6 separate regions of the Mus musculus genome follow, and all the other regions are linked to region 1. Evidence: chromatin loops called from intact Hi-C (ENCODE). Cell type or tissue: heart. All regions are shown on one strand.

The links. A loop is a pair of places that touch in the nucleus more often than their neighbours do. Peaks named below come from ENCODE experiments on the same cell type or tissue, not always from the same donor. Only the 100,000 strongest peaks of a DNase experiment are listed, where the experiment ranks them.
Region 2: it touches region 1 in a loop (2.9-fold over the local background); 13 of 42 quality-filtered maps call a loop at or near these places.
Region 3: it touches region 1 in a loop (5-fold over the local background); 18 of 42 quality-filtered maps call a loop at or near these places.
Region 4: it touches region 1 in a loop (8-fold over the local background); 2 of 42 quality-filtered maps call a loop at or near these places.
Region 5: it touches region 1 in a loop (3-fold over the local background); 2 of 42 quality-filtered maps call a loop at or near these places.
Region 6: it touches region 1 in a loop (2.1-fold over the local background); 3 of 42 quality-filtered maps call a loop at or near these places.

Annotation. Positions count from the first base shown.
Region 1 is chr14:57,744,383-57,748,382 of GRCm38, forward strand. It overlaps Lats2 (large tumor suppressor 2), which reads right to left and starts at 1,741. Exons shown (of 8, transcript NM_015771.2): 1 at 1,508-1,741. Gm52140 reads left to right here. Exons shown (of 3, transcript XM_030248241.1): 2 at 913-1,956. The coding sequence ends at 1,930. In heart, a CTCF peak has its summit at 1,864; DNase peaks (open chromatin) are centred at 301, 1,179, 1,769 and 2,519; H3K4me3 peaks cover 3,066 bases; H3K27ac peaks cover 2,501 bases.
Region 2 is chr14:57,682,694-57,686,693 of GRCm38, forward strand. No RefSeq gene overlaps it. Among named protein-coding and RNA genes, the nearest start is that of Gm26440, 13 kb to the right of the region's middle. In heart, a CTCF peak has its summit at 2,062 (motif pointing right); a DNase peak (open chromatin) is centred at 2,098.
Region 3 is chr14:57,795,672-57,799,671 of GRCm38, forward strand. Sap18 (Sin3-associated polypeptide 18) reads left to right here and starts at 2,518. Exons shown (of 4, transcript NM_009119.3): 1 at 2,518-2,683; 2 at 2,817-2,926. The coding sequence starts at 2,555. Mir3077 (microRNA 3077) reads left to right here and starts at 2,753; the gene lies at 2,753-2,816. In heart, CTCF peaks have their summits at 1,166 (motif pointing right) and 1,930; a DNase peak (open chromatin) is centred at 2,490; H3K4me3 peaks cover 2,150 bases; H3K27ac peaks cover 2,051 bases.
Region 4 is chr14:58,798,464-58,802,463 of GRCm38, forward strand. No RefSeq gene overlaps it. Among named protein-coding and RNA genes, the nearest start is that of n-TTagt2, 18 kb to the right of the region's middle. In heart, a CTCF peak has its summit at 1,654; DNase peaks (open chromatin) are centred at 3,018 and 3,308.
Region 5 is chr14:58,813,662-58,817,661 of GRCm38, forward strand. No RefSeq gene overlaps it. Among named protein-coding and RNA genes, the nearest start is that of n-TTagt2, 2.6 kb to the right of the region's middle. In heart, a CTCF peak has its summit at 2,139 (motif pointing right); no DNase peak of the experiment used is centred here.
Region 6 is chr14:57,888,255-57,892,254 of GRCm38, forward strand. It overlaps Zdhhc20 (zinc finger, DHHC domain containing 20), which reads right to left and starts at 2,082. Exons shown (of 13, transcript NM_029492.5): 1 at 1,809-2,082. The coding sequence starts at 1,926. In heart, no CTCF peak of the experiment used is centred here; a DNase peak (open chromatin) is centred at 2,067; H3K4me3 peaks cover 1,827 bases; H3K27ac peaks cover 1,276 bases.

The DNA of each region.
Region 1 (4,000 bases):
TAAATTTATCATCTGTAGTCCTTCAAGCATACTATTTTTAAATAGTACGAAATATTACTTAAAAGTTTCGCGCTATTACAAGCATGAAATAAATACAAAACGTTGTGTTGGTCTAGGTTTCCCGATACAAACACAAAACCCCCACCCCCGCGTTACCCTCCCCCACATGGTTCCCCAATAGCTTTCGTTCGAGTTTAGTGTGGATTTACCAGCTCCAACCTCCATTCTACTCTCCAGTGGGTTTTAAGGGCCTAGGGCAGGCTATTTACAACACAGCATTTAAAATAACAAGGCATTTTATTGTAAACGTGTTCCCCGCCCATCATTGAAAGTCCCTCCCACCACTGAAAGTCCCTCCCACCAAGGCCGTGATTTCTCGAAGGAAAGAAATAACCCACAGCTCCAATTTACATTTATACTATTCCAACTAGATGGCGAAGCTGAAAAACTCTCAGTTCAAAACTTCGGATTCTGTAATTCTGTATAGCAGCCTCTGTTGGTACCATATGAAGCTGACATTTTGAAGTGTGGTAAAAGTTAAGCAATTTCAAAGGAACCATGGTGAATTCGTTCAACAGCGTTTTCTATACCTGGATAACCAAAATTTTACGAGAGGCTGAATACTGTAATGTATTGTTAACTATAGTTAAGTTAAAAACAGGCTTTCTAAGCAGCGTCTGCATTCCTATGCTGGAAGATTTTTTTTTTTTTGTTAGCGCCTTATTACAACAGTTGCTAAAAGGGGAGAAAAGAAAAATCACAAAAAGTAGCCTTGTCTCCAGATTTAGCACTCAAAACTGGTGAGCATCATTTACTGACCTAACCTGGGGTTAAACTAAAAATATGGAGCAAGACTTGGTACAAATTCCCTAATAAGCGGCTACATTACGGGCAAGCAGGGGAAATTTAAAGGCGTGAAAAGTCCTCGCTCAAACTTTTTTGTCAACAAAATCTGCACGTCCAGTTCTCTCCCGCTCACACTCACAGGCATAAGTTTTCACCCGGCCGCCTCCTGCACGCCGCTGGTGGCCGAAGTCGCCCGGGCGAGACCCGGGCCACGCAGGCGAGGCTCGTGCGTGACCAGCGCTACGGACTCAGGCCGTGGAGTCGCGGCGGAGGCCGGCCCGGGAGAAGTCGGCTCAAAAGAGACGTTACGCAACCGCCCCGCACCGACCGCCGGACGGCGCAGCCGGGGACGGGACACCGGACACCGGGCGGGCACCGCGCCGCCGAGGGCCAGAGGTGCAGCGCGCAAGGCCGCGAGCGCGCGTGGTGGACGGCGCGGCGCACGGAGGCCCAGGCTGGGCGGGGTCGGCGCCGCGGGACGCGGGGTCTGGGCCTCCGGACGCCGCCGCGCGAGCACAACAAAGCCGCCCCGCCGCCGCCACCCGCTGCTCCGCACCCGCCCGGGACCCAGCGGACGGGTTGTCCCTGTCCCGCAGGGCAGCTCGCCCGTGGGACCGGGCGGAGCCCTGTCCCGACAAACTTCCCGGCCGCGGCCCCTCACCTCCGGGAGCGCTCTACACCCTCGGCGGCGTCCTGGCCCGCGGCTCCGGGACCTCGCGCGCCGGGAGACCGGGCGCCGGTGGCGGCAGTGGTTGCTGACCCCGGAGGGTCGGGGGAGCCCGGGGAAGCGGCGGCGGCGCTGGCGGCGGCGGCTCCATCTTCCCGGGGCGCTCACGCCGCGGTTCCGAAGCGCAGACCCGAGCGGGACATTCGCTACATTGTTGGCATTCCACGGGCGTCACGTGACCCCTCCTCCCGCGTCACTCCCGGCCGCATACCAGCCCGGGCGGGGCGCCCGCGGCCTTGCTACCCGCCGCCCGCTCCGCCCCACGGGCCGCTTCCTGCGCCGCCTGGCTGGGCGGCCACCTGCCCTGCGCTGGGCTCGCGTCGGAAGCCCCCAGCCCGGGAGCGCCGGTTTCCCTAAACGCCTCGTACCAGTGGGTGAGAAAAGTAAGTTCACAGGCCCCGGTGCCAGCCACGGAAAGTGCAGCCGGCTGCTGAGACCCGGGCATCAAATAATAAACCGGGACGCCTGACAGCCTGGGCTTAACCGGACGCAGGCTAACCAGCTCCCTCCCTGGGCACGTTTTAGGAAAGTGCCTTATGGTTTTATAAAACACATCAGTATTGCACGAACCAGCCGAGGAGACTGGCGTTTACACTTCGGCCACTCCTTTATCCTCCATTTGGGGATTTGGTCCAGGGACAGACGCTGAGAAATAACAGCGTGGAAGCAAAGTCTTTCGTTTACTATTGGCTGTCTAACGTCACACTCCCCACCAACTTACGATCTGTGGTAAGTGATGGTGGGGACTAATAGTCTTAAAAGTCAACCAGACTTCCTCTTTAATTAGCAAACGTGACATTTGAAGTTTCAATTCCGGAAGAAATTCACAAGAGTGAAGATCATTTGTACCAGTTTTTATTTTTGTCCTCGGGAAGGAAGTCGAGCCCCCTCTCCTGTGCCAAATTCAGGCTGTCTTGTCAGAAGAACCCTTGTCAGGACTGTTTTAACTGCCTCAACAGACTTTAGTCCTGGACTGCCCCTCACCACCACCACCCCCACCCCCACCCCCACCCCCACCTCTCTAATTCCCTTAAGGCTTCTTCCAGAGATTCTCATTTCTTTGTCCTTTGAACTTTAATAATTAAGCCTCTTGCAGATTAGCCTCATTTTCTTTAGTCAGCCTGACCCTGTGTGCTACACTGACATCTTGCACCGTGATGAGAAACCAATGCATCAAGTAATATTCTGTAAAAGAGGAGTCTAGCACTCACCTGGGAACTTCCTCCCCCATCTCCCCAAGCGCACTGGCAACCTTCACTGTGTGTTAAAAGTTCCTATCTCTTGCTCTAAGAAATGTTAGGGAAGCCGGTTAGTGATGCACACCTATAATCCCAGCTCTCAGGAAAGCAGGTGATCTCTGAGTTCAAGGTCAATCTGGTTACAGAGAGAATTCCGGGACAACCATGGCTACACAGAGAAACCCGGTAGAGGGGGAAAGTAGGGGTGCAGAGGGAGGGAGGGATGGAGGAAGGGAGAGAGAGACAGAGAGACAGAGACACCAGTGCCAAGGGATCCAATGCCTTGTTCTGTGGGTAAATGCACACACACATGTGCATATGCTTAGCACAGACACACACATAAATAAAAATAAATCTTTTTTTTAAAAGAACAAAAATAACTTTCTTTTTGTCAAACAGTGGTGGCGCATGTCTTTAATCCCAGTACTGAGGAGGCAGAGGCTGGCTGACCTCAGAGTTCGAGGCCAGCCTGGTCTACTGAGTTAATTCTAGGACAGCCAGGGCTACACAGAGAAACCCTGTCCAAAAACAACGAAACAAACAAATAAGCAAGAACTCTTTGCAACAGCACTATTTATAATAGTGAAAAGCCAAGGACAGCTGGACAGCAGGAGCAGAGAGAGAGAAGCTAAGTAAAGAGGCCGGCTTTATTTCTGCCAAAGGACAAATGATTACAGACAGAATTCAGAACCAATGTGGGGTGAACAAAAGCAAACTGCAGAACTGTACATATGTCATGACACCATCTCCATAAATAAACACAGGCTTTGGACTCTGTACTCACCTCTCTTACATACCACAACCATGATAGCCATAGCCCATTTACAACCATGATAGCCATAGCCCATTTACAACCATGATAGCCATAGCCCATTTAGAAGGAATGGAAATTGGACAGAGGAGGGAACACTAATGTTTTAAGTTAATCTACAGTGCTTGCTGCTTTTATTAAAAATCTGAAGGTAAACTGTCAACATTCTTTTTTTTTTTTTTAGATTTATTTATGTGTATGAGTCTTTGGCTTGAATGTAGGTAGGTGCACCACATGTGAGCCAGGTGCCAATGGAACCCAGAAAGGGGCATCGGGTCCCTCAGAACCAGAGTTGGGGGTGGCTGTGAGCCACAAAGGTGATGCTACACTACTTATGCCTTTAATTTTTAAAATGTTTTTAAATACGCGCATCTGAGA
Region 2 (4,000 bases), 62 kb before region 1:
TGGGGACACTCACCTTTAATCCCAGCATTTGGGAGGCAGATGCAAACGAATCTCTTGAGTTCAACACCAGCCTGTTGTGAGTGAGTTCTAGGACAGCCAGGGCTACATAGAGAAACTCTGGCTCCAAACCCCCAAAACCAAAATAAAAAAAACAAAAACAAAAACCCTCAAAAATTAAAAATTAAGCCGGCTGGTGGTAGCGCATTCCTTTTGTCCCAGCACTTGGGGGGCAGAGGCAGAGGCAGGTGGACTTCTGAGTTTGAGGCCAGGACACCAAGGGCTACACAGGTTAATTTTTATCTCCAAAGACGGAAGGAGGGAGGGAAGGAAGGACAGGACAGGATAGGACAAGACAGTAAAAAGAAAAGGAAAGAAAGGGAAAAATAGAAAAGAGAAAAGAAAAGGAAGCAAAAAGACACTGAACATTAGGGCAGGAAGGACGCCTCAGTGTTTAAGTCTCGGCCAGGGGTTTCTACCCCATTTTTGATTATTGAATTCCCAGATTAAAAAAAAACACACTCTCAGCCTTTCTCTTTACAATAAGCCTTAACACAAGAGCTGGGCAGCTGCCTGCCCTCCACGCTGTTAGAATCTATTTCCTATGGAGAACCCCAAGTTATTGCTGTTTCACCTGGGCGGCTCTTAGCTCCGATTGGCCAGCCCTTGGGGCCACGCTTCTTGACGCTTAACACAAGGCAGCTTCTCCTTTTCCTCTCCTGCACATCCTTTTCCCTCGAGGTCCTCCTCTGCCCCCAAGCCCACAAAACCTAAACCCCACCTATATCTCTTCTGCGCAGCTATTGACTCAGTTGGCATCATTATTCACCAATCAGAATTACCTTGGGGGCAGGGTCATAGGGGCTACATGGAGACTCAGGTCTTGGGGGCCCACACTTAGCATTATAACAGACAGTAAAAGACAAAACCTCACACCTCAGTGGTTGAGAGCACTGGCTGCCTTTCCAAAAGACTGAGGTTCAGTTCCCAACACACACAAGGTAGTTGCCAACCATCCACAATCCCAGTCGCAGAGGATTCAGTGCCCTTGTCCAGCCGCTGTGGGCACTGCACATACATGTGCACATATATGTGCACATATATGTGCAGAACAGCCAACACATAAACAATATCAAAGAACTGGAAAACCAAAATGTCCCGGGAATGGGAAATAATACTTGAAAACCATATTCGTGATAAGGCACTTGTACAGAGAACATATAAACCCCTCTCATAAGCCATGAGCAAAATAAAGTTAGATTTAAAGGTGAAGGATTTGGAGACATTTTCTCATTAAAGATATAAAACCAATAAGCCCGTGAAAAGTAGCTTAATATCATTAGTCCTTAAGGAAATGCACATCAGAACCACAATGAAGAAACACTCCCAAGCCACTTACGGCTTAAGGAAAGAAGGCAGATAAGAAGAGTGTCAGTGCAGGTTGAGAGAACACCGTGCTGTCCTGCATTCCTGGGATGGAGGCTGGTTCCTTGCTTTGGGAAAACAGTTTGCCAATTCCTCAAAAACTTAAACACATGCTTACCATTTGATCTAGCAATGTCACACTCAGGGTACCCTCCAGAGAAATGAAAACACAGCTAAATAAAGACGGCTCACAAGCAGCACTAGTTACAGAAGACCCGCAGTGGAAACCATCCAAGAGTCCACCAACTGGTGACTGACTGCACAAATAAAGCGGGGCATAGCAATGAAGTGAGGGCAGGGGCTACAGTGTGGATAAACCTGGAAAACATGTTTGTAAGTGAAAGAAGCCAGACACAATAGGTCACATAGTACTTAAGGTTATTGATAAAATTGTCTAGAAGAGGCAGATCCATAGAGACCAAAGGTAGAATAGACTCTTAGCCTCCTCTGAGGTGGTCCATAGAGGGGAGTGAAGGAACAGAGGTAAAATTATGGTCATTATGCAGCTACAGACATATGCTAAAACCTACCAAATTGTATAGTTTTTTCTTTCTTTCCATGGCTGTGTTTTAATTTTTTAAAATTATTTTGTGTGCATGGGTGTTGGCCCATGGTGCATGGTATGTCTGTGCATCACCTGCATGCAGTACCTTTTGAGGCCAGAAGAGGGCAGTGGATCTTCTGGAACTGGAATTACAAACTATTGTAAACCTCCATACATGCTGGAGCCGTTTTTTGTGAAGGGGTGGGGGGAACCAAGGTTGTCTGGAAAAGCAGTCAGTGCTCTTAATTGAGCCAACTCTCTGGCCCCCTGTTTTGTTTTATTGAGACAAGATTTTTTTTTTCACACTATTGCTCAGGTTAGCCTCCAATTCATGACCTTCCTGCCTAAGTCTCTGAAGTGCATTACAGATGTGACCTACAGAACTGGACACTTTTAAACAAGTGGATTTTGTAATACATGAATCATATCTTAGTCATGCCATTATTTCAAGCAAGTAAGATAGAGTCGTGTGAGGAGACCTCAGATGAAAGTGGGAAAACGAAATAAAGCAATGCAAAGCTTTTAGAAAGAACTTAGAGGAAGGAGACACAACTGTGGAAGAAGTAGAGAACACCTTGGAAATAATAATCCCAGGGAGAGACAGACAAGCAATAAAGGGATGAGACAAAAGTGAATGGATTAGCGAACGAGAATGACCTGTAAGGAACAACAACAACAACAACAAAATGCCTATCCCTCAAACAAAAGTCTAATACAACCCTTAGGGGTTCTATTCCTGCACAAACATCACGACCAAGAAGCAAGTTGGGGAGGAAAGGGTTTATTTAGCTTACACCTCCATACTGCTATTCATCACCAAAGGAAGTCAGGACTGGAACTCAAGCAGGTCAGGAAGCAGGAGCTGAGGCAGAGGCCATGGAGGGATGTTACTTACTGACTTGCTTCCCCTGGCTTGCTCAGCTTGCTTGCTTTCTTATAGAACCCAGGACTACCAGCCCAGGGATCGAATCACCTATAATGGCTTTCCCCCTTGATCACTAATTGAGAAAATGCTCCACAGCTGGATCTCGTGGAGGCATTTCCTCACACCTGAAGCTCCTTTCTCTGTGATAATCCCAGCCTGTGTCAAGTTGACACAAAACCAGCCAGTACAACCCCTGAATGATAAAGTCAAGGGAATCTTCCAGAACGTGATATAAAAAGAGCCAGGGACGGCACGCTGTTGTGATTATTCTGAAACACACGATTTTAATTGTAGCTTGCATTATAAAATGTCCCACACAGGTTCACACGTTCCCCAGCTGGTGGCATTGTGTGGGGAGGTTGTGGACACTTGAAGTTTTATAGGGGGACACTTCCTGTCTAGTCTCTTCCTCCCTCCTGTGGAGGGTACCTCACACCCCTGCCACCTCGCCTTCTCCGTCATGATCACAGTAGTGAGACATATAACTAATACATCTAACAGTGACTTCCTAATGACACAGCTCTAGCCAGTACAACTCCCCAAACCCCTGCACTAATTGAAGCAAGACATCCCGCTCTGTCTATTAACAGTTCATTCGTTCGTGACAGCTCCTAGGCAGAGGATGTGGGCTGGTCGCATGTCAAAGACCAAGGCAGATTAGAAGGTTGGGACTTTTCAGCTCTGTCTTCTCAGCTCTGGGGAAGAGAGAGGCACTGAGGCATACATTGACCTCTGTGGCCAGGAATCGCTCATGCCATCCTGGTTAGTTTTTGTTGTTGTTGTTGTTGTTTTTTTAATCAACCTGACATAAGCTTGAGTCCTCTGGGAAGAGAAGCCTCAATTGAGAAAACGCGTCCATCAGATTGGCTTATAGACTAGTCTATAGGGCATTTTCTTGGTTGATGATTTATATCGGAGAGCCCAGCACTCCAGGATGTGGTGTTACCCCGAGGTGGGTAGTCCTTGTGTGTCTAAGAAAGCAGCTGAATGCCTAGTGTGGTGGCAAAGCCTTTAGTCTCAGCCCTTGGGAAGCAGAGGCAGGGGTATCTGAGTTCAAGGACAGCCTGGCCTAGACAGGGAGTTTCAGCTCAGCAGAAGCTATACTGTGA
Region 3 (4,000 bases), 51 kb after region 1:
TCCCAGATGACTTTGAACTCAGAGATCTCCCTTTCTTAATCTTCTGGGATTCATAGTCATTATATCTCAAGATTTCCATGACAAAATCTAGGTCAGAAACTTGTATCTCTCTGCCTCCAGATTAGGATCACAGGTGAGTTGTCCAATTCTGGATTGTAGTTCATTCCAAATATAGTCAAGTTGACAACCAGGAATAGCCACTACATCCCTTGGAGTAGTTCTTCTTCCCTCCTGTGTTCTGAAGCAGTGTCTTATATTTATTTTAGCCTCAAATTTACTTTGTAGTCAAAGATGACTTGAACTCTTTATCTTCCTATCACCCAAATGTGGAGATAAAGGAATAAAGGCATATGCAACTATGCTTAGTTTTTGAATTGCTGGAGATCAAATCTAGGGCCTTGAGTATGCTAAGCAAGAACTCTACAAAATGAATGACATCCTAACTTTTTTTTACTTTTTTTTTCTTTTTATCAATTCATTGGTGTGGATTTTGTTGTTGGTGGGTTTTTTTTTCTGTTTTCTTTCTTTTGTTCTCTGTCTCTGTGTCTCTGACTCTCTCTCTCTCTCTCTCTCTCTCTCTCTCTCTCTCTCTCTGTGTGTGTGTGTGTGTGTGTGTGTGTGTTTCTTCGAGACAGGTCTTCATAGTCCTGGCTATTCTGGAACTCACTCTGCAGACCAGGCTGGCTTCAAACCCACAGAGATCCACCTTATGGCTAATATTTTAAGTAATGAAAACTCCAGATTTGGCAGAGAGGTGTCCTGTGATGGATTGGTAATCTGGCCACTTGGCAGAGGATGCAGCGGTATGATGGGGATCCAGCAGTCGTCCCAGAAGTAAGGAAAGCAGCTTATAATAAAGATGTAGAAGTAGAGGTGTCTACAAGGCGGAGGACCTCTGAATTTAGCAGATAGTGAAGGTACAAGACAGGAATTTAGGCAGAGATTTAGCAAGTTGTGTTGTCCCACCCTGCCTTGGGTCTGTTAACGACTAGGAGCACAGCAGTTTAGGGAAGGAGGTCCTAGATAGAGGATTTAGTAAGGCCTGGCTTGTCCTCGCTACAGGAGCAGCTTCTGTCTGAAGTTATGAGCATTCTACATCCTCTTAAATCTGTTTATTTTTATGCTGTGTGTATGGGTGTTTTGACTGTTTTCATGTCTGTGCACCACATGCATGCAGTGCCCAAAGGAAGCCAGAAGAGGACATCAGAGCCTCTGGAACTGGAGTTACAGGTGTTTTGAATTGTAGCCTGGTCCTCTGTAAGAACCTCAAGTGAAGAGCATTCTCATAATGTCTCTGGATATACTCCTAGCAAAGATTTTCTCTAGAGTCTATCAGCAAGAAGGGGTTGTAAGGACTAGAGGATGACTAGCAAGGAACCCTAAAGAATCCAAAGTGTGTGCCAGCTTGCCTTCTCACCGGAGTTCAGAAGTGCCAAGGCCAACAGCTGCTACTGGCAGTGTCTAATTTTTGCAGATATACTACATCCGATTTGTTTGTAAAGCAATCTATTAAAAGCAGTCACCAGATCTTTAACGAACTCTCTGGGTTAGCAGTGACATTCCGAACCTTACATGCTTACTGTCTAGATTTCATTTTTAAAGCAACTGCTTTAAAATGGAGCTATGGGGTTTATGTTTTAGTATCTATAGCATATTGTGAAGGTTTCTTTCTTCCTTCCTTCCTTCCTTTCTATCTTTCCTTCTTTCTCTCTCTCTCTCTCTCTCTCTCTCTCTCTCTCTTTCTTTCTTTCTTTCTTTCTTTCTTTCTTTCTTTCTTTCTTTTTCTGAGACAGGGTTTCTCTGTGTAGCCCTGACTGTCCTGGAACTCACTCTGTAGACCAGGCTGGCCTCAAATGCAGAAGTCAGCCTGCCTCTGCCTCCCAAGTACTGGGATTAAAGGAGTGCGCCACCACTGGCCGGCATGAAGGTTTTTTCAATCAGTCTTTCTCACTGATACTTTTGTAGTTTTTGTTTTGAAACAGGCTCTCTCCACATAGCCCTGACTGTCCTGACACTCTGAAGACCAGGTGAAGGTATGCATCACCATGCCGCTGGATTTGCCTCTCTTGAATTTTGCGTGACATAAAAAGAGCCTATTTCATTCATAGCCCCTAAACAGACAGCTTTACCCCATCATCTACAGAAAAGGTATCATTTCGCTGGCCTTGCAGTACCTTTCTGCACTGGGGGTCCATATTAACCAGTTCAGTCGGTTTATCATCACTATGACTACCTGGTTCATATTTTTACATGTCATGTGAATTTTCTTAAGTTTTTCGTGATCGCTACACATTTTCATCACTACGCATGAAAATATTACGTTAAGCTGACCTGGGCAGTGAGCACGTAAGAAAACAACTAAGAACGATCAAGACGCCTGTAGAGCACTGCGCATGCGTGTGCCCCACCCCTCTCCCCAAGGCAACACGTACGCGCGCGCGTGCGTGCGTGTGCACCCACACATACGGAAATACGCCTGCGCCATGCGATGCCCCGCCTTGCCACTCGTTTCCTATAAAACCTCGTGCCTTTCCTCGCGAGAGACGACTAGCTCATGCTCGCCGCAGGGGTCGGAGGTCAGGGCGAGCGTCTCCCGGGCCGAAGGAGGAAGATGGCGGTGGAGTCGCGCGTTACCCAGGAGGAAATTAAGAAGGAGCCGGAGAAGCCGATCGACCGCGAGAAGGTGCGGGTTGCGGGCGGCTGCGGGGCAGAGGTGGCAGCAGCGGCGAGCTGGCGGGAGGGCGGGCGCGGCCTGCGGACGGGTGGGCGGGCAGGCCAAATGGCGCGCCCGAGGCTGACTCCCTGCTTCTCCGCAGACCTGCCCGCTCCTGCTGCGGGTCTTCACCACCAACAACGGCCGCCACCACCGAATGGACGAGTTCTCCCGCGGGAACGTGCCTTCGAGCGAGCTGCAGATCTACACCTGGTGAGCCGCGCGGGACCCGGGCCTGGCGGGCTGCGTCCTCGGGGACAGCCAGGGCGGGCTCGCCCGCCGTGTGACGCCTTTCGGGAGTGGGGATGAAACGTTAGGTCAGAGTGAACTGACCGGCGTCGCTCTCGCCGTGTGGCCGCCCGGTACAAAAGGATACGTAGGTAGCTTACGGTGCGGTAGGATAAGATGGTAGAGGACGGGGAGGGAGATGGCTGTTGAGTGAACCGTGTTCGCAGAGTGGAGGCAATGGGAAGCCTCGAGCCACGCAGCACCAAGATATTAAAAAGCACCATCAACACCGAGCCCTTTCTGCCCCGGCCCTTGGTGTCAAAGCGTTTGGTGTTTGCACGGTGAGGACGGCTGTCCCAAGTGTTTCATCTCCGAGTACCTGCCTTGCTCAGGACCCACGCAGCTAGGACCGTTACAGGCTTGTCCTTTGGATTGTGTCAGGTTGACACTGTAATAGCTTTGGAAAAGCAGCAAAGGCGAATTTTAATACATTTTTGTTGCGGTGGTAAGATACACCACAAAAGAGTCCCTTTCTCGGGAAAACAGACAAACAACCCCCCATCCCCCCACCCCCATCCAAAACACGAGCTAGTGATTGAATTTATAAGGGAAAACTACTGAGTAGCGGCTGAATTTAAGCCACTCTCCACATACTAAAATTCCGTGTCCCCCAACAAATGAATTTTCCAGCTTGCCCGGACTTTGCTTAAGTGCTGCTTTTCTATTCCGTGAGCCCAGCTTTCTAAAGAGGGTTATCTCTCTGTTATCTGTAGAGATTGTTCCAGAACCACATGGATATCAAAATCTTGGAATAATCAAGTTTTTCACTTTAAAAATGTAGTGTTTACTGTACACACCTTTCAGCATATGCTCTTGAGACTTTCTGCTATAAAGCTTACCCTTCTTCTGCTAGGGCACTCAGACTGTAAAAGCTTGTTTAATTTTTAAAAATTGCCTCAAAAGAAAATCAGAGTTTATGCCAGCATTGAAGTTCACTAGGAACGATATATAAAATTTCGGAGTTAATTGCAGAATAGAGTATGAATTCTGGCCAGGTAA
Region 4 (4,000 bases), 1.1 Mb after region 1:
ATTGTTACCCTCATATGGAAGCTATGTGAGCTGGTTGGAGAATAGGACTAGAATCCAAGGTTGTTTTGAGAAATTACTCTACTGTTCACCAGGAGATAATAGTTTTCTTACTGAAATTTGTTCTGACACAGAGCAGTGATGAGCTGAAAAAACATAGCTTTGGGTTGACAATCCCACACTTGGGGACTGAGTCACGCGGAAGCCTGTCTTCTAGAATTTGAAGTTGTCCTCCTTGACTTGGAAACTGGAATTAAATGTCACTGCCAAAGTCATTCCCTATAGTCCCAGATCAATTTTCAAATGAGCATAAAGTTTCTTTGAGACAAGAATGAGCACTCTAATCCACATGACATAATTCCCAATAAACAATGTTAGCACCCCAGAAATCCAGCCAAGCAATCCTTTAACCACCACAACATCTGCTGAGTGAGAGTGGGCCTGGGGCCCTGGGTGAGCTGGGTCTCAGTATAAGACAGATGAGAGGCAGCCTGCCAACTTGGGAACACCACATTTTCCAACATTTTATAAAGGCATAGTAGAGGCATAAGAGAAGATACAAACAATGGGCTGGGTCATGTCGACCTGTCTTCCAGATCACTCAGTGACTAGGAATATAGTCACTGAGTGATATAGGAATAGACTGTTCAGTGTTGTCTGCTGAACAAAGATCTGTCCCACTTTTATTGACTCTGCAGACCAAGGCCAGACTATTGAACACATGCTTTTGTAGAGAATTTGATCCCAACTTTTTACAGTCTAATAATTTATCTTCTGCTTAAACTGGATACATTCAGCTGTCCAGTCCATGAACCAATGCTAGATTCTGAAGCAAAGTGCACACGTATGATGAAGTTGGAGAAGTAAAGATGGATTCGACATGACTCGGGAAATAAGCAAGTAGCTCATAAGAAGAGGAGGGGGCCTGGGAACCAAAAGAGACTGCCTGACAGCAGACAGAAAGTGATTTAACACTCAGACAGAGGAGAAAACTGAGATCTGCAGCTATGGCCAAAAGATACAACCCGAACCAACTGTACTGAAACGAGACGGGAAGGACACGACATATTACATCGACTTTTCCCATCACAAGATGTAAGCTAATCTACTTTGCTAAAAGCAAACACACTTCACCCTTGAGAGAATATTAAGTGCCTTGAAAAGGATCTGGGGCTCACTTCATAAGACACATTTCATCAGATATTTAGAACGTTCACTGTAGAATCTCTAGCCCTTAGTGTTTTTCATTTTCTCATTCTTCTGTGATAATGAGAACCACATTCACTCAGGGAACAAGTTACAACCCAACATTTTCCCAACCCTGGTACTCACAAGTAGATGCTCATATGAGGTTTTCATTCCCAGATACGAGATTCAAATGATTTAGCAACAAATTGTACACGTGTGTATGCATACACACAAGTACACAATTTTTAATATATAAAGCCATGACCCTAATCAGCTTTAAATTGTTTTACCCATCACACATTCTGGTAGCAATTACATCTGTTTGACTGTATTGTTACTATTCTAATTTCAGTTGTATTGCATTTATTTATTTATTTTGTACATGGTAGGTTCCTATGTGCCATGATGTACATGTGGAGATCAGAGGTCAACTTGTAGAAGTTAATTCTCTACTGCCACCCTGTGACTCCTAGGAATCAAATATAGGTCATTAAAGTTGATGGCAGGTGTCTTTAACCTTTGAACATCTCTCTGGTCCCTTGGTTTCAGAACTTTGGAAATTATCTTAATTTACAGACTTAGTATGTAGCTGTCATGTAGCAAAGCTACCCCATGTTCAGTGTTCTTGTGGGTTAGTGAAAAACGAAGAAAGGATTGGGTGGTCCCAACATTGCTCTTCAGGGCATCACAAAAGTGAGTTCTGGTCAGACTCATGGTTTACTGTGATCCATGACAGTGATTATTTCAATTATACTGACTCAAGGCATGAATATATTTTTGAAGAAATAATACAATTAATATATAACTAGCCCTGTTACTTCAATGATTAAAAGAGAAGGAGTGGAGGATTAAAAGAAAAATGAACCACCAGCCTAAGTGACAATTAAACTGAAATAATGCATAAAACCAAAAGAAATGTGACATGGTGTTTGGTTTACTGAAAGTCCTGTCATAAATGTTCTTAAAAGATATTCAGTGGTGGATGTGGAATCCTGAATGTTGCTGTTTGTTTTATTTTTCACGTGTTCACCTTTCTTCAACATTGTTATTTCTGGAAATCCTTTCTTGTGGTGGATGAGTTCATCTCTTCCTTCTCCACTTCACTTCTGCCATGCAGACTAAGCCCTCATCTCCACCTGCCCAGCCAAGCCCTGTTCTCAAACTCCTCTGTCACCCTACACAGTTAGCTACAGAACTACCACTACATCTCCATGCTCAGCCACCCTGTTCTCCTGTTCAGGATCCCTGGGTTCTCTAAAACCCAATAACTGAATCTAAACTGGACTGAAACAACATCTACAAATTGAACTTCAGCATTAACTATAGGAAAGGCATAGTGAATATGTAAAAACCAGGGCTACCCAGTGCATAGGCGTTTCTATTGCACCAGTAGTCAATAGATACATTTCTTGCATTGACCCACTGCCAAATCTGAACTTTGTGGAGTTTTCATAACTTGAACTGTCATTTTTTTCTTTTATTTCATGACATTTTATATCATGTCAAACGATTCAATTATAGAATTATTCAATGTTTATACTATATTGCTGTACATAAAAGAAATTATGTTTGTTGCTTTTGTTCATTTGTTTTGCTTTATTTTTAGAAGAAAATCAAGAAGCTAGGGCTAGAAGTTTGACCACCAGAGACTTAGTAAATTCTAAGTAATAATAGATTCAAACCTAGGAATAAAAAGTGATGAGTGATTGCTCAATGGGGTTGAGTTAAACAAATGTAGCGATGCCCTAGCCACAAAGACAGCTTCCCAGCTGTAATCTGTCCACTCCTGGCTTCAGTCTCTATCCTATGACCTCTTTATAGCTCTTCCAAACAAGTGCCAGCCATATCACACCTTGTCAGGAAGATTGTACAGTCAGTCTAAAAGGGGACAAACCCAACAAAACTTCACAGTAGACAAGGTGGGCAAAGAAACACACTAGCAAAGAATTTCCAGGTATCATTGGAAGTGGACTAGGGTCTCCCCACATTGTGCTGGACACCAGGGTTTAGAACATACCATATTCTTTAGTCTCAAAACTCCTGGTCTCAGGCCAATCATTGGGCTATTTTCTCATCTGGCAGGCTCTATACTACAAGCACTGTTACCAGAGTGATTCCAGGCCCACTGTGCTGCTCCAAACTCTACTGATGCTGTAAACATCAGAAATAGCCACCATAGCCTTTCCCTTAGTTGGCTAGCTTTAAGGGCTTCAAACTGGAAAGGACCACATGGCTTTTGGGTAGCTGTTCCTATGTTATTTCTAACTGAATGTGACATGCAAAGTTCTTGACATTTCAGAATATTCTCTTCCTTTGAGCCCGACTAAGAGTCAGGTCTACCTACAACTTCATGTTTACAGGTAGGTAAAGATCTACTGGTTTGGAACAGCAAGTAAAATGTTTAACTGTTTCCAGTGACAGTCCTGGTGGCTCACTGGGATTCACAGTTCAGTGATCAGCAGTAAAGAGGTGCTTCCTTTCCCATTTTAGACTTAGACTTTATCAATGTGATGGGATTAAGTCAGATGCTAAGCCTTGTGGTATGGAAGGCCACTCTTTAGAACACTCAAAAGTCATAAAACTGTTTTTGGGACTTCCAAGACTTTCCTGTAGTCTTTGACTTAGTCAACAAAAGCAGTACCATGCAAATAAAAGGAAGCTGCTTGCTGGGAACTCAAGACTTTGCTTGCAGAGATAGAATGTGTGGTCTGATGTTCTCCAAAGACCATTAGCATATTCACTGTAGACTCTGTAAGGAGCCATGTCTTGAGGATGCACTGTTGGATCTCTGTATTCTTGACTTAAGATGGGGCTT
Region 5 (4,000 bases), 1.1 Mb after region 1:
CTATTCTCTTCCAGATCTAAACCATTAAGTAAGAAAATGTCCCATAGGCTTGCATCTGGGCCAATTTGATGGATACATGTCTCACTCGATTTCCCCCTTCCCAGATGGCCACAGCACAGGCAGTGACCCTTTTGTTAAGAAAAAATTATTCCTTTTGACCATGTCATTTTATGTAAGAAACATTAAAAAAAAAAGAAAAGAAAAGAAAAGAAAAGAAAGAAAATGAACACAGATGAGCCAGGACTAATTATTTAAACTTCTGATTTTTGATTTGTATAATTGAAGCATATTTGTTTCTAGAAACACTTATTTAAATTACCTATTGCATCATGATATCATTTTTGATGCTGCTCTGCTAATGAATCTCTTTTAACGGATTCATATTGAGCAGCAAGATTATACAGAGAAATAAATATCTTGGTTTTTTGTTTGTTTGTTTGTTTTTGTTTTTTTGTTTGTTTCGAGACAGGGTTTCTCTGTATAGCCCTGGCTGTCCTAGAACTCACTTTGTAGACCAGGCTGGCCTCGAACTCAGAAATCTGCCTGCCTCTGCCTCCCGAGTGCTGGGATTAAAGGTGTGTGCCACCACACCCGGCTGAGAAATAAATATCTTACATTGGAAGATGAACTCTAACAAAAGGAGGTTGGGGTGAAAAGAGAGAGACTGAGAGCAAGATAAGTTCTCTAAATGTATTTCACATGAGTCTGTATCTGTGTACACCTTTAAGCAGCACACAGCCCACCCACATATGCAGTTAGTGCTCTACTGTTTAAGCATGATTTTGAACCTTGGTCCCCAGTATGTTTTCTCTAGTCACCTGCCTGTGTGATCTGCAGCACACATTCAGCTTACATGGAACACATTTTTTTTTTTTTGACTGCTCCATCTTTTATTTAGGCCAGTTCATCTCTCACTGAGGCATCCTGGTGGTCCCTGCTCCCTCATCAGGAGTCATCATATTAATGCCAGCCTTTATGCAGATACACCATTGGGGCCATGCTATGTCTCCTTGCCTGAACCTCTGGATAGGCGGGAATGCAGATATGTGCCCCTGCACCCTTGAAGCATACTTTTCTGCTGCTGTTCTTGCATGTCTCAGTGCATTGGCACATGGCCATTTTCAACCCCCCATCTCTGACATTTGTGAGCTGTGCTTTCATCCATACTGTGGGACCAGGGAGACCCCTACTTCCTGGACCTATTCACTGTGCTAAAGCAAGATTTGTGCTTCAGCCATTAGTACTGTAAAACTGCAGCCAGTTCTAATATACAGAATGGTTGTAACTGGGATCTGACAACACTCAAACCCCTGCCGCAGTGGGCTTTCTGTTGTTGTCATTTAAATTTCCAGGCAGCGTGACTGTCACAGCAAGATTGATACACAAGGTTACTCACACCTTGTGTGAGTCCTGTTTCCACCACTACAGCAAAATATCCAAGGGAACAAACCAATAACAGGCAAGGCTTATTTTGGTTCAAATGTAAAGATTCCAGTCCATAATGGGTTGACCCCATTGTTATAAGTGGACATAGCTGATGCCTAGGGTTTGCAGACCAGCCTGCCAGTCCAGCTTGTGTGGTGAGCCTTAAACACCAGATAAGTGATACCTGCTGCTGTCCCCTGATCTCCATTTGCATACAAAAAATGTTCACGTGTGTACACATGAAAGTAAACACACATGAACACCCACACAGAGAAACAGAAATTGGTCTGGCTGAATGGCACCATGGGATTTGAAGCTTCTTCAAGAATTTGGGGATCGGCCATGTTAGAAAGAATATGGTGGTCAGTGAACACACAGGAAGTCCAATGAACAGAGAAGTGAGGTCAGGGCTGGGGGAAGGGCAGTCCATGGGTATACTGAGAATAGGCACGTGTATGGTGTGTGTGGGGGGGTCATGTTCATCTAGAAAATAACAAAATATAAAATGTTACAAAATGAGTTATATCACGATCAAGGAAATAAAGGAGTGTTTCAGTATTTCTGGGATGTGTGGACTGGCAGGCAGTGGATACAAGAGGGTGCAATCACACGGATAAAGTCAGCAATTACTTCTCAACCATGTCTCTGGAGCAGCATGTGTACTCAGCCCAGAGTTCTGAAGCCACCCTCACACAGACAGTAGGGGGAACTCATTTCACACTTCTGTAAAATTGCTTTCAAGGATTAGCCAAGGAGCCAAGGAAAGTGGAAAGAGTACCCCAGCTATAGAGACTTAACAGCCTGGTGAAAATTAGCCTCGGAAAAACACTGCATCCCTGAGTTAAGAAGGAGGCCCCGTGGTCCTGCTAGGGCTTAGCTGAACTTGGCTCGGAGCCTGCCAGGTACTTAGGATGTTTGGCTTCTGCAAGGGAGGCATTTGTTGGGTGGAAGCAGACTTGGCTGCTGACAAGGATGCTACAGGATCCACGTACTCTTGATTCCTTTGTTTCTCACACTTTAACTCGAAGCAATCTGTTTCCTCCAGGAATGAATCTCATCTTCACCCTGATCTCCTTAGCAACGTTGATCCCGAGGAGCTGCAGCACTCCATCAGCATCAGCAAGTCTGTGTACCAGTGCCAAGGTCAATAGGTCAAATTCAGTCATCCTCGATACTCTGCAACATAACCTTTATTGTGAATACAATACATCTTGTATATTTCACTATGTGTCATATATGTGAATGTGTTGAGTATGTGTACATGTGCTTATGTATGTACGTGAGTTTGTGTATGTGTGTGTTCAGGCTTCACAGATACTGTCAAGACTGTGAGATTTCCCACCAACAGAGGATGTCTTCCTTTCACCGAAGCCCTTGCCAGGAACTTGGCATTTCCTTCTATCCATAGCAACTGTTTATGTCTTTCAGCTTTGTGTGTCTTCCTCAAAACTTCCTTATCTGTTCGTGACTTGAGCACTTTTACATACATTTTTTCTATGCAACTGAACACTTGGGCTAAGCCTGCTGTGTTGTGGGTGAGTTACTTGAGTCTGTGGGTCAGTGTGGAGTGGATCTGTGTCTGAGTCAGACCTGCAGAGATTGCAGCTGCTCTCAGTCATGCTTCTTGCTTGGTGCAGAGGCCATGCATATGCCATCCTAGATTACTCTAACAATTTGCCTTGTACCTCAGTGTGTAATATGTAAATTTTAGATTATTGATATAAAAACACATAAATTTTATGCTGATCTTTTATCTGTTTTTTTTTTCTGAATTTAGTTGTTAATGTTCATGTTTTGTCTACAGATTTTGGGATATTTTGTCTCCATAATAATTTGACTCTAAATAATGAGATCTGTATTTCCCTTTAAGCCATTACTGTCCCTTACCTATGACATATGATGAAAGCAGAGGGCAACAGAACGTCCTGATCTGCTTCCATGCAGGAAGAATGTTTTCAACTACTCATCCACACATTCAGGAGTCACCTTTTATGCATTCTTCATTAAACCAAGGAAATTTCCTCTAATCTTACTTTACAAAAGCTTTTAAAAGTTTTCAATCAAATTTTGTGATTGACTCTACAGTCATAATAAAGTACCCTAAATGACAAGCCCAAGGTGAGCACTCCAGTCTTCTAGTATAGGGGTGTGTGTGTGTGTGTGTGTGTGTGTGTGTGTGTGTGTGCTCGTGAGTGTAGGGTCATGTGTAAGCCTAAAGAGTGTATCAGATCTCCATAGCTAGGGTCACAGGCAATTGTGAGTAGCCTACTCTTAGTGTTAGAAACTGAACCCAGTCCTTGGCAAGAGCAGTTCATGCTATTGACTGCTGAACTACCACTCAACCCCTATACCTTATTTGTAATATTCCTGGATTTATTTTCAGAGTGTATTTCACTTCTGTCTTCATGAGGAGCTATATTATAATTTAGTCTTATATCTTTCTTTCTGATTGCACACTAAGCATAAGCTTGTCTTGTATAATATATTTGTAAGATCCTCCACTTTTTCTACTCTCTAAAAGTGATTCTATTTTACTGTCTATAGAAATCACAAGTAAAACTTTGTGGATCACTCG
Region 6 (4,000 bases), 140 kb after region 1:
GAGACAGGGTCTCTCTACATGGCTCTGTTTGTCCTAGAATTCACTATGCATAAGAGGCTGGCCTCAAACTCAATAGATATGTCTGCCCCTGCTTTTGTATTCCTAGTGCTGGGATGAAAGCCCCAGCTGTTTTATTCTGAGACACTGAAGGCCAGGCTAGCCTGGACCTCAGCCTCCCAAGAGCAAGAGGGCAGGTGTACACTGTTTCTTCTAAATCAAATGTTCTAAGTAGCAAAGTCATTTTCTTAAGGATGCTGCCATTTAAAAACCTGCAGAGCCGGGTGTGGTGGCGCACGCCTTTAATCCCAGCACTCGGGAGGCAGAGGCAGGCGGATTTCTGAGTTCAAGGCCAGCCTGGTCTACAAAGTGAGTTCCAGGACAACCAGGGCTATACAGAGAAACCCTGTCTCAAAAAAAAAAAAAATCTGTAAAAATAAAAACCTGCAGAAGCTCAGCTACTTCAGGGTCTTCTATGAACAGAACTTGAGTTTTTAAACAAGTACTTGGTTTGGAGCTCGCCAAATCCAAAGCCACAATTGAGGTCTAGGCTCTACCATTTTTGAGTGATTTATTTATTATTATACGTAAGTTCACCGTAGCTGACTTCAGACGAACCAAAAGAGGGTGTCAGATCTCTTTATGGGTGGTTGTGAGCCACCATGTGGTTGCTGGGATTTGAACTCAGGACCTTCGAAAGAGCAATCAGTTCCCTTACCCGCTGAGCCATCTCACCAGCCCGATTTTTTTTTTTTTTCATTCTTGTATTTACCCCGTATGTTTTTCCCCAAAGAAAATCTGTCCTTCAGATAACCGAGGGCTCTGTCTGAAAATTAAAACCACATCACTTCTGGGAAACCAAGGGACTGCTTTTTCTTAGGGTTTTATTTAATAATGCTGACGGGAGACGAACACAGTAAAGAGCCAGTAGGTATAGAACGCACACTCAAAGCTTACAGGCAATTATTTAGTATCACTGACATAGTAATGGCCTAGGGTGTTAATGACAATGAACCAATCGGCTAAGTCATGTAAGTATAATGCAACGCTATTCCTTTATCCCAGGAAATCAGGTAAGAACCATACGGTAAAAAAAATTAAATAAGAAAAATAGCAAAAGTAAAACTAAACCAAAGCCCTAAAACTAAAGGTATAAGCAATACAAACCTACAAAGTAAACAGGCAAAAAAAAAAAGTCATTGAGCTTGCACCTCTCTTGTTCAATTCCTTGTGCCTCAAAACAACATTTTGTGTAAATCCAGCACTGAGACCCCCAGATGAATATTAAAAAGGGTCAAATACAGCTCAGACCAGGGGCTGAGCCCACACTGCAGACCCGGGAGACACACCTCCCTCCCAGGCCCCCAGGCTGCTTTCAGCTTACGCGCTTCTTCTCGCGCAGTTTGGGGAGCAACAATCTGGGAGGAAAAGATTTCTTTGTGCGTGTGTGCGTGTGTTTTAGCCAAACTGACCTCACAAGCCGTCTCAGAAGGGGTTCTCTAGTTCAAAAGGAAAGGCCTTTGTGAGCATTCCGTCACAGAAGGGTGGGAGCCCCAAGGCGACTGCAGCCACCCGGAAGCTTGGAGCGTGGGCGGCGCGCAGGCCCGAACTCGGGACCCCTCGAGCAGCGAGCCGTGGGCAGAAACCCACGGACAGGGGCCCCCACCGCCGGAGAAGCGCGGGCCGGAACCCTCGGACGTGGAACCCACGGGCTGGGGAAGCGCAGGCCGCCCCGCGGAATCAGAACGCGGCGCCGAGGCCTCGGCCTGCCACCCGCGGCCCGGCCCGCCGCCCGCGCCTCCCGTACTCACTCACGCACAGCTCCACCACGTACGCGTAGTAGGACCAGACGACCACAAAGGTGATGAAGAGCACCGGAACCCAGCCCACCACGCGTTGGCAGCAGCGCCAGAGTGTCCAGGGCGCCATGTTCCTCTGCTGACTGCCGGGTCCCGCTGCCCACGATTCTGTAGGACCACAAGACCCCAGCGGCCCTGTCGCCAGCTTCCCCGCCCCCGAGGCTCCGCCGCCGCAAGCAGTGGCGAAGGGCGACGCCACAACTCCGCCCCTCCCTGCGCCTGGCCCGGGTCCGCCCCTGACCCCGCCCTCGGGCCCGCCTCCGGGCCCGCCTCTCATCCCGCTGCGAGCTGTGAAGGGCGACGCTGCAACTCCGCCCCTCCCGGCGCCTGGACCGGGTCCGCCCCTGCCCCGCATCCTGCCGCTCCGCCCCTAGTCCCGCGCCTGGCAATCCCCGTAGGGGGTGGGGCTACCCGGCCGAAGGAGGCGGGGCCTGAAGTTGGGGCGGGGCTTCTGCTCAGGCCCGCCCATGGGATTTGGGGGTGCCTTGGTGGAAAAGAGAGGAGAGTGCTAAGGATGTGTAGGAGGCCATCTAGGACTGGGTGACGAGAGGGATGGGGATGCGCAAGGGGAGAGGAATGAATTCTTAGCTGCCCTGTGTGCCTTGGGTGGCACTCTGTATAACACTCTTCCCCTAGGTCTTTCAGGACCCATACAAGTCGGGTTCCCTATTACATAAGGCTGTGCATCACTCAAGCGTGCAAGCAAGAAAAATATTATATATACTTAAATATAAGACTCCTGTGACTATAATGTGTCTCCAATGAAGAATCCCCTGGGATAATTTGGTCCACGTATCGCTCTCTCCACCATGTTTTGTTTGAATTGGTAGGAGCCTGAGATTTAAGGTGGAAGCCATATACAACAGGTCAGTTTGATTTGGAGTCCACATTTAAGGTTACACCATGAAAGCAGAATATAGAAACAGCCCTTTCCTGGAGTGGGATTTTCAAATATTTACAGCTGGAGATTGCTAAGTAATGACTGCAATCTTAGAATCTAGAAGCCTTGCTGTGAAACATCATAATGTACAATCATTAGGAATAATTTCATACATTCTTTTAAAACACAGTACATTCATTTATTTACATTCTATGTGCGGATGTGCATGGACCACTGCTCATGAGGATGTGTGGCCCAGGGGTTGTCTGAGGACAAATGAAAAGTTTTTAAGTTTGGTTTGGGTTGGTTTGGGTTTTGGCCCTGGGCATAGTGGCACATGCCTTTAATTCCACACACTCAGGAGGAAGAGGACAGTGGAACTCTGTGAGTTTGAGGTCAGCTAAAACAGACTATTTACTAAAGTCTCCAAGAAGAAGGTAACTGCTATTATAGTATGATAAAGACTTAGTAAAATGAGTATTAATATTTAGTCACCATACACTACTGTTACATTAAAGTAACATGTATACAATAAGAAAATTGCAACATGCCCTAAAGATGACATTAGGACCCAGAAGTGCACACCTTTAATACCAGCACTTGGGAGAGAGAGGCAGGTAGATTTCTAAGTTCAAGGCCAGCCTGGTCTACAAAGTGAGTTCCAGGACACCCAGAGCTACACAGAGAAACCCTGTCTAGAGAAAAAAAAAAAAAAAAAAAAGCAAACATATTCTGACTTCAAATTTTTGACTACATATTAGTGGCAAAATTGACCCAACTCTAGGGCACTAAGGTGGGTAAAATTCAGCTATTTTCCCAGAAAAACTGTCTCAAAGAATTAAGATACAACATGGAATCTGGAGGCTAAGGATGGAGCCCAGTGGAAGACCACATAAAACTCATGTGTGGTGATAGGTTCAGTTCCCAGTGAGGTGTGTGTGGGTGGTGGGTGGTTTTGACAGAATTAGGACTGACAGAAAAACTAGTATTAAGAATGCTGTCTCAGGGGCTGGAGAGGTGGCTCAGTGGTTAAGAGCACTGACTCCTCTTCCAAAGGTCCTGAGTTCAATTCCCAGCAACCACATGGTGGCTCACAACCATCTGTAATGGGATCCAATGCCCTCTTCTGGTGTGTCTGAAGATAGCTACAGTGTATTCATATAAATAAAAATAAATCTTTAAAAAAAAAAAAAAAGAATGCTGTCTCAGCTGGGCAGTGGTAGCACATACCTTTAGTCCCAGCACTCAGTGATTTCTGAGTTTG